Linked DNA regions of Homo sapiens: region 1 is linked to region 2. The links are chromatin loops, found by intact Hi-C in ENCODE. Cell type or tissue: heart left ventricle. All regions are shown on one strand.

Evidence for each region. A loop is a pair of places that touch in the nucleus more often than their neighbours do. Peaks named below come from ENCODE experiments on the same cell type or tissue, not always from the same donor. Only the 100,000 strongest peaks of a DNase experiment are listed, where the experiment ranks them.
Region 1: it touches region 2 in a loop (2.3-fold over the local background); 5 of 110 quality-filtered maps call a loop at or near these places.

What each region holds. Positions count from the first base shown.
Region 1 is chr3:12,761,205-12,766,204 of GRCh38, reverse strand. It overlaps a transcript of TMEM40 not described here. Among named protein-coding and RNA genes, the nearest start is that of TMEM40, 4.4 kb to the right of the region's middle. In heart left ventricle, no CTCF peak of the experiment used is centred here; a DNase peak (open chromatin) is centred at 2,666.
Region 2 is chr3:12,717,640-12,722,639 of GRCh38, reverse strand. No RefSeq gene overlaps it. Among named protein-coding and RNA genes, the nearest start is that of TMEM40, 39 kb to the left of the region's middle. RefSeq lists an enhancer at 2,565-2,614. In heart left ventricle, CTCF peaks have their summits at 2,183 and 2,387; a DNase peak (open chromatin) is centred at 2,479; H3K4me3 peaks cover 422 bases.

The DNA.
Region 1 (5,000 bases), 44 kb before region 2:
AGAATCTGAACATCCACGCTACTCTGCAATAACAAGGAACAAGCTGGCCAGGCACAGTGGCTCATGCCTGTAATCCCAGCACTTTGGGAGACTGAAGTGGGAGGATTGCTTGAGCCCAGGAGCTTAAGACCAGCCTGAACAACATGGCAAAACCCTCTTTCTACTAAAAATACCAAAAAATTAGCCGGGCGCAGGTGGTGCACACCTGTAATCCCAGCTACTCAGTAGTCTAAGGTGGGAGAATCGCTTGAACGCGGGAGGTGGAGGTTGCAGTGAGCAGAGATGGTGCCCACTGCACTTCAGCCTGGGCAACAGTGCAAGACCATGTCTCAGAAAGAAAGAGGCTGGGCGCAGTGGTTCACGCCTATAATCCCAGCACTTTGGGAGGCGGGCAGATGACGAGGTCAGGAGATCGAGACCATTCTGATTAACACGGTGAAACCCAGTCTCTACTAAAAACACAAAAAATTAGCTGGGCGTGGTGGCAGGCGCCTGTAGTCCCAGCTACTCAGGAGGCTGAGGCAGGAGAATGGCGTGAACCCAGGATGTGGGGAGCTTGGAGTGAGCCGAGATCACGCCACTGCACTCCAGCCTGGGCAACAGAGCGAGACTCCGTCTCAAAAAAAAAAAAAAAAAAAGTAATCAAACAGCCATTTTTCTTTAGAACCCAAAGCAACCATTTAGTGGACCTTCTTGTCTCTCTTCAAACGGATCTCCAGCGATGGTTTGTTTGTATTGCTGCCCTCCAGTGATTGTCAAACTGGGTTCTCTGGCACCCCTGGGCTCTTCGTTGGCACCCCAAGGGCTGCCTGCAAGGCCAAGGTGATGTTGGTGTTCCCATCGACAGCCCATGGCTCCTACTTCAACCAGAAAAAAAAAAATCCACTTTGATCAGATAAGATTTCTTAAATTTTATTTGTCAAAAGGATTTTTCTGCTTAAAACAATAAGATTGTTGAGTACAAATCACTAGTTTTGCACAAATCAGAATGAGCTAGGATTGACTTTTCCTCTACTCCCTCTTTATTTTTTAAAAAAATTTAACTTCAGGCCAGGCGCGGTGGCTCATGCCTGTAATCCCAGCACTTTAGGAGGCCAAGGGAGGTGGATTACTTGAGGTCGGGAGTTCAAGACCAGACTGGCTTGTCTCTGCTAAAAATACAAAAATTAGCCAGGCATGGTGGCAGGTGCCTGTAATCCCAGCTACTCGGGAGGCTGAGGCAGGAGAATTGCTTGAACCTGGGAGGCGGAGGTTGCAGTGAGCCGAGATTGCGCCACTGCACTCCACCCTGGGCAATAGAGTGAGACTCTGTCTCAAAAAAAAACAAAAAACAAAACTTAAATATTAAAATATGTAAACCTGCCTCCTGGGTTTAACTTTAAGTTAATTTTAACTTTAAATTTAACTTTAGTCCTTGCCTTTTAAAGTAGGTGCAGGGACACAGGCATCTGAGGGTTAGGAGAGCCCTCAGGTAACGAGATCCAACTTTCTGCCTTCAGCCAAGGCAAGCTTTCATTATGCCCATTTTACAGGTGAAACAACTGAAGCCTGGAGGCCCAGGATGAGTAAGGCTTAATCTAGTTTAGGAATCTTTTAAGCTCCATCTCAAATGGCATCAGCTACGGCCACTGTTTCTCTAAGACCATAGATTGCAAGGATTCCAACGTGGACCAGAAGCTAACACTTCAAACATGGATTTAAGTGGCACGTGCAGGAGCTTCCAAATCTGTGAGTTAACTTGGAGTTTCTCCATGAAGGCATAGAAAGAGACCCAGGTTTCCAGTCAGGGAGACCTGAGTGAAGATCCTGACGCAGCCACTTCCCAGCCACGTGACCTTGAGCACATCATTTAACCTTTCTGAACCTCATTTTTCTCATCCATGAAATGGACACAATACTCTCCAATTTAGAGTTAATTTAATAGATGCTTTAAGATGACTAAGACAGGTGCTGCCCTCACAGACATCTTTCTGGTGACTAAAAATTCATGTAGCCGGGCACGGCAGCTCACACCTGTAATACCAACACTTTGGGAGGCTGAGGCGGGTGGATTATCTGAGGTCAGGAGTTCAAGACCAGCCTGGCCAACATGGTGAGACCCCCGTCTCTACTAAAAATACAAAAATTAGCCAGGTGTGGTGGGTGCCTGTAATCCCAGCTACTTGGGAGGCTGAGGCAGGATAATCACTTGAAGCCGGGAGATGGAGGCTGCAGTGAGCCGAAATCACGCCACTGTACTTCAGCCTGGGCGACAGAGTGAGACTCTGTCTCAAAAAAATTAAATAAAAATAAAAATAAACCTCATGTAAAGAACCAGGCTCCTGGGTGCTCATAGTAGGTAAACATTCTTTTCTCCATACACCTACAGGGCATCATTCTCAGACCTAGGAAGTCACTGGGGAGTTCCAATCAGCCTGAAGGATCCCACAGCCTCATCACAAGAACACCAAGGTATAGCAGGGGCTGACGTGTGCCAGGCGCTGCCTTGACCACTTTATATAAATATTCTCACCATGGATAGGGGCTGTGTCCCGCCATTTTTATGGATGGGGAGACTGAGGCTGAGCTGTCTAACTTGTCTCCAGAACACCCATGCCTGCTGAGTCAGGCAGGCCCCCGCTTGCAGTTCTGGAATTCAGGGAAGCTGGATGCCATGCTCAGCTGCTGAGCTGGCTCCCCCGGGCTGTCAGCTGTGCTCACAGGACAGTAGGAGGTTGTCCTATGAATCACCCCCTACACACAGGGCAATGAGGTCACCTCAGGATGGAGTTGAGCTGGGGCCTGCCTTACACTTCTGGCAGCTCTATCATGTCCCCTGAGATCTGCCCACAGCAAAGAGGTAGGAAACGCCCTGAGGTTCATCCATCCTGTACCAGGTACACACACAACCAGATGCTGTAGGAGGTGCAAAGAGGGAAACTAAGGCTCAGGGAGGGAAGTACCTGAACTTGGGAGTAGGAGGCAAACAGAAGGTAATGAACAGTTTTTTTGGAGCACCTACTATGTGCCAGGCATTTAAACCTTTTTTTTTTTTTTTTTTTTTTTGAGACAGAGTCTCACTCTGTCGCCCAGGCTGGAGTGCAGTGGCGCGATCTCGGCTCACTGCAAGCTCCGCCTCCCGGATTCACGCCATTCTCCTTCCTCAGCCTCCCGAGTAGCTGGGACTACGGGAGCCCGCCACCACGCCCGGCTAATTTTTTGTATTTTTAGTAGAGACGGGGGTTTCACTGTGTTAGCCAGGATGGTCTCCATCTCCTGACCTCGTGATCCACCTCAGCCTCCCAAAGTGCTGGGATTACAGGTGCGAGCCACCGCGCCCAGCTGCATTTAAACCTTTAAGTGGCAGGAAACATCACCCAGTCCAGTGGGGCTTATTTAAATACAGATTCTAGGTCCCACTCCTGGAGTTTCTGATTCAGGCCCGGGATGGGGTCTGAGAATTTGCATTTCTAAAAGGTTTCCAGGGGATGCTGTAGCAGCTGGTCCGGGGACTATATTTTGAAAATATCTAGTTCCACCTCCTTTCCTCTGCTTAGTGGTGGTCCTTAATTTTCTTCTTACATACCTCCAGAGACAGAGAACTCACTGTCTATTCAGTCAGCCTATTTCATGTCTAGATAGATCTTACTTTGAAGATATGAGCGTGTGTGCTTATGCTGAACTGAACACTCACTCTGTAGGCTCTCCCCTGTGGCCTCTGGACCACAGTGGTCTCATTAGAAAGGAGCAATTGGAGAAGACAGACTTATAATTAGACCCGGGGTCCCCCTCACCCTCACAGTACTCCAGCCTCTGCCAGTTCTACCTCTAAATCAGCACCATCCAATATAGAAGTTCTGTAGCTCCTGAAAACTTAAAATTTAAAAAAATTTTCAGTAACTATGTTAAAAATAGTAAAACGAAGCAGGTGACACTAATTTTAATAATATATCCAGACCAGGTGCTTTGGCTCATGCCTATAAATCCCAGCACTTTGGGAACCCAGGGCTGGAGAATCACTTGAGCCCAGGAGTTCAAGACCAGCCTGGGCAACACAGCAGACCCTTTCTCTACACAAAATTTTAAAAAGTAAAAGTTAACCGGGCATGGTGGTGCACACCTGTAGTCCCAGCTACTGGGGAGGCTGAGGTAGGAGGATCACTCGAGCCCATTTCAAGGTTACCATGAGCTATGATTGTACCACTGTACTCCAGCCTGGGCAAGAGAACAAGATCCTGTCTCTACAAAATAATAATAATATATCCAAATATCATTTTAATAGATAATCAATACAAAAATTATTAATGATCTATTATACATATATATGTTGTATATATATACATACATTTTTCATACCAAGTCTTTAAATCTAGTGTTATTTTACACTCACAGCACATTTCAATCCTGACCAGCCATGTGTCAAGGGCTCCATAACCGCATGTGGCTGGTGGCTACTGTTCGGACAGCAGAGCTGTAAACTTCCCACGACCCTGTCCCTAGTCCCCATCTCCCCTGCATGGCTCATGCTCACCCAGATGCTGGATCCTCACAGCTTCTCCACCAGTCCACAATGCAGCAGCCAAATCCTTATCTTTTTTCTTTTCTTTTTCTTTTTTTTTTGAGATGAGATCTCACTCTGTTGCCATGGTTGGAGTGCAGTGGTGTCATCTCTGCTCACTGAAACCTCCACCTCCCAGGCTCAAGTGATCCTCCCACCTCAGCCTCCCGAGTAGCTGGGACCACTGGCATGCACCACCACACCCAGCTAATTTTTTGTATTTTCAGTAGAGATGGAGTTTCACCATGTTGGCCAGGCCGGTCTTGAACTCCTGGACTCAAGTGATTCACCTGCCTCAGCCTCCCAAAGTGCTGGGATTATAGGCGTGAGCCACGGCTCCCAGGCAAAATTCTTATCTTAAACACAGGTTTGGTCATGTCCCTCTCAGGTGGCTCCCCATCCCTCTCAGGATGCCTGGCTGCTGAGGCCCTGCCTCTCTTGCTTCCTCCTCTCCCCTCTCCAT
Region 2 (5,000 bases):
AGACCAGGGCAACTGTGGAACTCACATCGTTTGCTTCCCCTCTCTGGGGGTCACAGCCTTCCACTGTCTGATGTCCAATGTCTAAAAATGGTTGTTTCACATGTGTTGTCCGATTTTTAGTTGTTTCCAGTGGGAGGCAAACCCAGTCTCTGTTACTCCATCTTTGCAGTGCTGATGGGTTTCATAACAAGGAAGCCACTGGTGACTTGATCCAGAGCAGTTTCAGGGGAGTGCTAAGGGCAGAGTTCAGGGTGGAGTCAAGTGAGCGAGCCTAGTTGGTGAGGGAGTAGAAACATGTAGACATGGAGTGTAGAAAACTTTTTCAAGTTATTTGGCTAAGAAAGGTGTCCCAGGGGAACCTTGACAAGATCCCTTTCTTTCTTTTTCTTTTCTTTTCTTTTTTTTTTGAAACTGAGCCTTGTTCTGTTGTCCAGGCTGAAGTGCAGTGGTGTGATCTTGGCTCACTGCAACCTTCGCCTCCTGGGTTCAAGCAAGTCTCCTGTCTCAGCCTCCCGAGTAGCTAGGATTACAGGCACACACCACCACGCCCAGCTAATTTTTGTATTTTAAGTAGAGATGGGGTTTCACCATGTTGGTCAGGCTGGTCTCGAACTCCTGACCTCAGTTGATCCGCCTGCCTCGGCCTCCCAAAGTGCTGGGATTATAGGCAAGGTTCCTTTCAATTGACCTCAAGCCTATATTCTTGATGAATTTCCCACACCAACACTCTTTGGTTGGAGTAAAAACTAAAGGAAATAATTTGGTAAGATTCAAAGGCAGCTGTCAACCCTTGAGGTCACTGTATCACTCATTCAGTGAGTCATTTAGTCACTCATTCAATCAGTCACTTATTCATTCAGTCAGTCATTTAGTCATTCATCAAACTTTTTTTTTGAGACAGAGTCTCGCTCTGTCACCCAGGCTGGAGTGCAGTGGCATGGTCTCGGCTCACTGAAACCTCCGCCTCCCGGGTTCAAGCGGTTCTCCTACCTCAGTCTCTTGAGTAGCTTGGACTACAGGCACGCACCACCATGCCTGGCTAATTTTTTGTATTTTAGTAGAGATGGTGTTTCACCATGTAGCCCAGGCTGGTCTCAAACTCCTGAGCTCAGGCAATCCGCCCACCTCGGCCTCCCAAAGTGCTAGGATTATAGGCATGAACCATGGCACCCGGCCTCATTCATCAAACTTCTATTGAGACTTCACTCTGTGTGCCAGGCTCTGCTGAGACTGAGATGAGTAAACACTTACTGGCTACCTGACTGTGTTTTAGACAAGGGGTAAACAAAGCCAGCCCAAAGTCTTAGCAATTCTCAGTGAGGTGATTTTTGCCCTGGCCACCATCCTGCCGCACCACCAACCAGGGAACATTTGGCAATGCCTGGAGACACTTTTAGTTGTCACAACCATGGTGAGGAGGGCGCAACTGGCATCTGGTTTGTAAAGGCCAGGGATACTCCCAAATGCCCTGCAGTGCACGGGCTAGGCCTCCATAACAATGAATTCTCCAGCCTCAGACGGCAATAGTGCTGAAGCTGAGAAACTCTGTTGTAGCTTCAACTCTAGTGGAGGAAGATGGAGGTAAGAAAAATGTGTCAGAGGGTGCTAAGTGCTATGTAAGAAGAGGGGGCTGGGCACAGTGGCTCACGCCTGTAATCCCAGCACTTTGAGAGGCCGAGGAAGGTGGATCACCTGAGGTCAGGAGTTTGAGACCAGCCTGGCCAACACGGTGAAACCCTGTCTCTACTAAAACTACAATAATTAGGTGGGCATGGTGGTGGGTGGCTGTAATTCCAGCTACTTGAAAGGCTGAGGCAGGAGAATCGCTTGAACCCAGGAGGTGGAAGTTGCAGTGAGCACTCCAGCCTGGGTGACAAGAGTGAAACTCAGTGTCAAAAAAAAAAAAAAAAAAAAAAAAGCAGGGGACAGGGAGTGCTGGGGAAGTGCTCACTGAAAAGATGACGTTGGGCAAAGGAAGTGAAGGACTAGCTATGCGGCTGTCTGGAGGAAAAGTGTTTCAGGCAGAAGGAATAGCAAGTACGAAGCCCCTGAGGCAGAAACAAGCAGGGCAAATTGGAGGAGCAGCCAGAAAACAAAGAAAATAAAATATTAAAAAAGGATACATACATACAGGTAATAAAACTGTAAGGAAAGTGAAAAGATAAACACCTGCTGGGGAGAAGGAGGGAGAGAAGCAGGGCCAGTGTCTAATGCGCTGGCAATGCTTTGTTTTTGTAGGTGGTGGTTACACAATAGATACACAATATCTATTTTCCAAGCTGTATGTATATCCTAGATACTTTTCTGTATGTTATATTTCACAATAAAGACGATTTAAATCATGTGTTAGTCTTTACTGTTTGCTCAACTGTGGGTGCTATTACAGGGCATAGACACAAGAGGGGGCGCTAACCAATGAGCAGCGGCAAAGCAGTGTTTCCTAGCAACGGGGAAAACGTTGAAGCAGAAACTTCCTTCAGAGTGGTTAACTGATGGATTCTGGCTGCTGCCCCTGACAGGTCGGCCAGAGTCCACTTCGCACCCTGGAGGCGTCTCTGCAGGGTCTGGAGTGTCACTGACTTTTGTGGGGAGTAGAGCTCTTCTCCCAAATGCGAAATCGGGTCTGCAGAACACGAGAGGTTGCTCCCTTGTGCCGCGGAGCTTTCTTCTCCTGCCAATGTTAGATAATAACGACGTCCTCATTAACAGATGCCATTATTAATATCATTAGTAACAGAGGGCTCTTATCCGTAAGACTCCAAACAAGTCGTAGTGTTTCCCTCGAAAAACGGAGGAAATTAAAGAATGGAAAGGAGGGACCTTGCCTCCAGCCTTCTAAGACCTCAGGTCTTCTAAGACCTCAGGTCTCTCTCTCTCTCTGTCTGTCTCTCTCTCTGTCTCTGTCTCTCTCTGTCTCTCTCTCTCTCCTCTCTCCTCTCTCCTTCTCCTCTGTCTCTCACTCCTCTCTCTCCTCTCTCTCTCCTCTGTCTCTCACTCCTCTCTCTCTGTCTCATACGCACACAAAGAGAGAGAGGTTTTTCAAGATTTGGGATGCGGTGGAAGTTTTCAAGATTGCTGGCCGGTCATGGTGGCTCACATCTGTAATCCCAGTATTTTGGGAGGCCGAGGGCAGATCACCTGAGGTCAGGAATTCAAGACCAGCCGGGCCAACATGGCAAAACCCCGTCTCTACTAAAAATACAAAAATTAGCTGGGCGTGGTGGTGCGCGCCTATAATCCCAGCTACTCTCAGAAGGCTGAGGCAGGAGAATCACTTGAACCCGGGAGGTGGAGGTTGAAGTGAGCCAAGATCATGCCGCTGAACTCCAGCATGGGTGACAAAGTGAGACCCCGTTTCAAAAGGGGAAAAAAAAAAGATTATTGACAAAGCAGAAGGTTTTATGATACACAGGTAAATATTAGGTAAATTTGAGGCTGAGTGGGATTATGGTAATGAATACCTACACTGTTAAAAGAAGTTACCCCAGACTTTATCTCACTTGACTTTACAATCACTTTGGTACCACTCCATTTTGGAGATGAAGAAACTGAGGCTTAGAGAGGTTAAACTGTGAGCATGCCAGAGCTTTCCTCCCAATCCAATTTACTAAAGAAGAAGTATTAACTAGCTTTTTTTTTTTTTTTTTTTTGAGGCGGAGTCTCGCTCTGTCGCTCAGGCTGGAGTGCAGTGGCGCTATCTCGGCTCACTGCAAGCTCCACCTCCCGGGTTCACGCCATTCTCCTGCCTCAGCCTCCCGAGTAGCTGGGACTACAGGTGCCCGCCACCGCGTCCGGCTAATTTTTTGCATTTTTAGTAGAGACAGGGTTTCACCGTGTTACCCAGGATGGTCTCGATCTCCTGACCTCGTGATCCACCCGCCTCGGCCTCCCAAAGTGCTGGGATTACAGGCGTGAGCCACCGCGCCCGGCCTTAACTAGCTTATTTTTAAGGGGTGGGGGAAGCTGTTAATTGTCTCTCATGCCTGTAATCCAGGACTTTGGGAGGCTGAGGCAGGCAGATCATGAGATCAGGAGTTCAAGACCAGCCTGGGGCCGGGCGCGGTGGCTCATGCCTGTAATCCCAGCATTTTGGGAGGCCGAGGCGGGTGGATCACGAGGTCAGGAGATCAAGACCATCCTGGCGAATACGGTGAAACCCCGTCTCTACTAAAAATACAAAAAATTAGCCGGGCAAGGTGGCGCACGCCTGTAGTCCCAGCTACTCGGGAGGCTGAGGCAGGAGAATGGCGTGAACCCGGGAGGCGGAGCTTGCAGTGAGCAGAGATCGTGCCATTGCACTCCAGCCTGGGCCACAGAGCAAGACTCCGTCTCAAAAAAAAAAAAAAAAAAAAAAAAAAAAAAAAGACCAGCCTGGCCAACATAGTGAAACCCCATCTCTACTAAAAATACAAAAATTAGCCGGGCGTGGTGGCTGGCACCTGTAGTCCCAGCTACTTGGGGGGCTGAGGGAACCCGGGAGGTGTAGGTTGCAGTGAGCTGAGATCGTGCCACTGCACTTCAGCCTGGGCGACACAGCGAGACTCTGTCTCAAAAAAAAAAAAAAATTGTCTCTCATAACCAAAGAAAGTTAAAACAATGGAGAGGTAGTTTATTTTCTCATTAAAATAGCAAAACTATTTTCAATCATAATACCTCACACTAGGAAGGCCTAGTGGAAACTGGCAGTCTTGTACGACGCTAACGGCAGCATAAACCAGTAGCCACTCATCGGGAGAGCAGTCTGGCAACACCCAGCAGAAGCCATAAAAATGTTCCTACCCTTTGATCCAGCAACCCAGGTTCTGGGAATCTATCCTAAGGACATAATTTGAAATTTAGGAAAAGGTGTATGTGCAAATATTGGTGGCAGCATTATTTATGTTGGTGAAAAATTGGAAACAACTAAGGGAAATGGGTGATCAAGGGCACAACTCTATTAAGTAACCTGAATGTCTCCTTTTTAAAAAAATGATGACTGCAAAAATTTTGAAAATTACCTG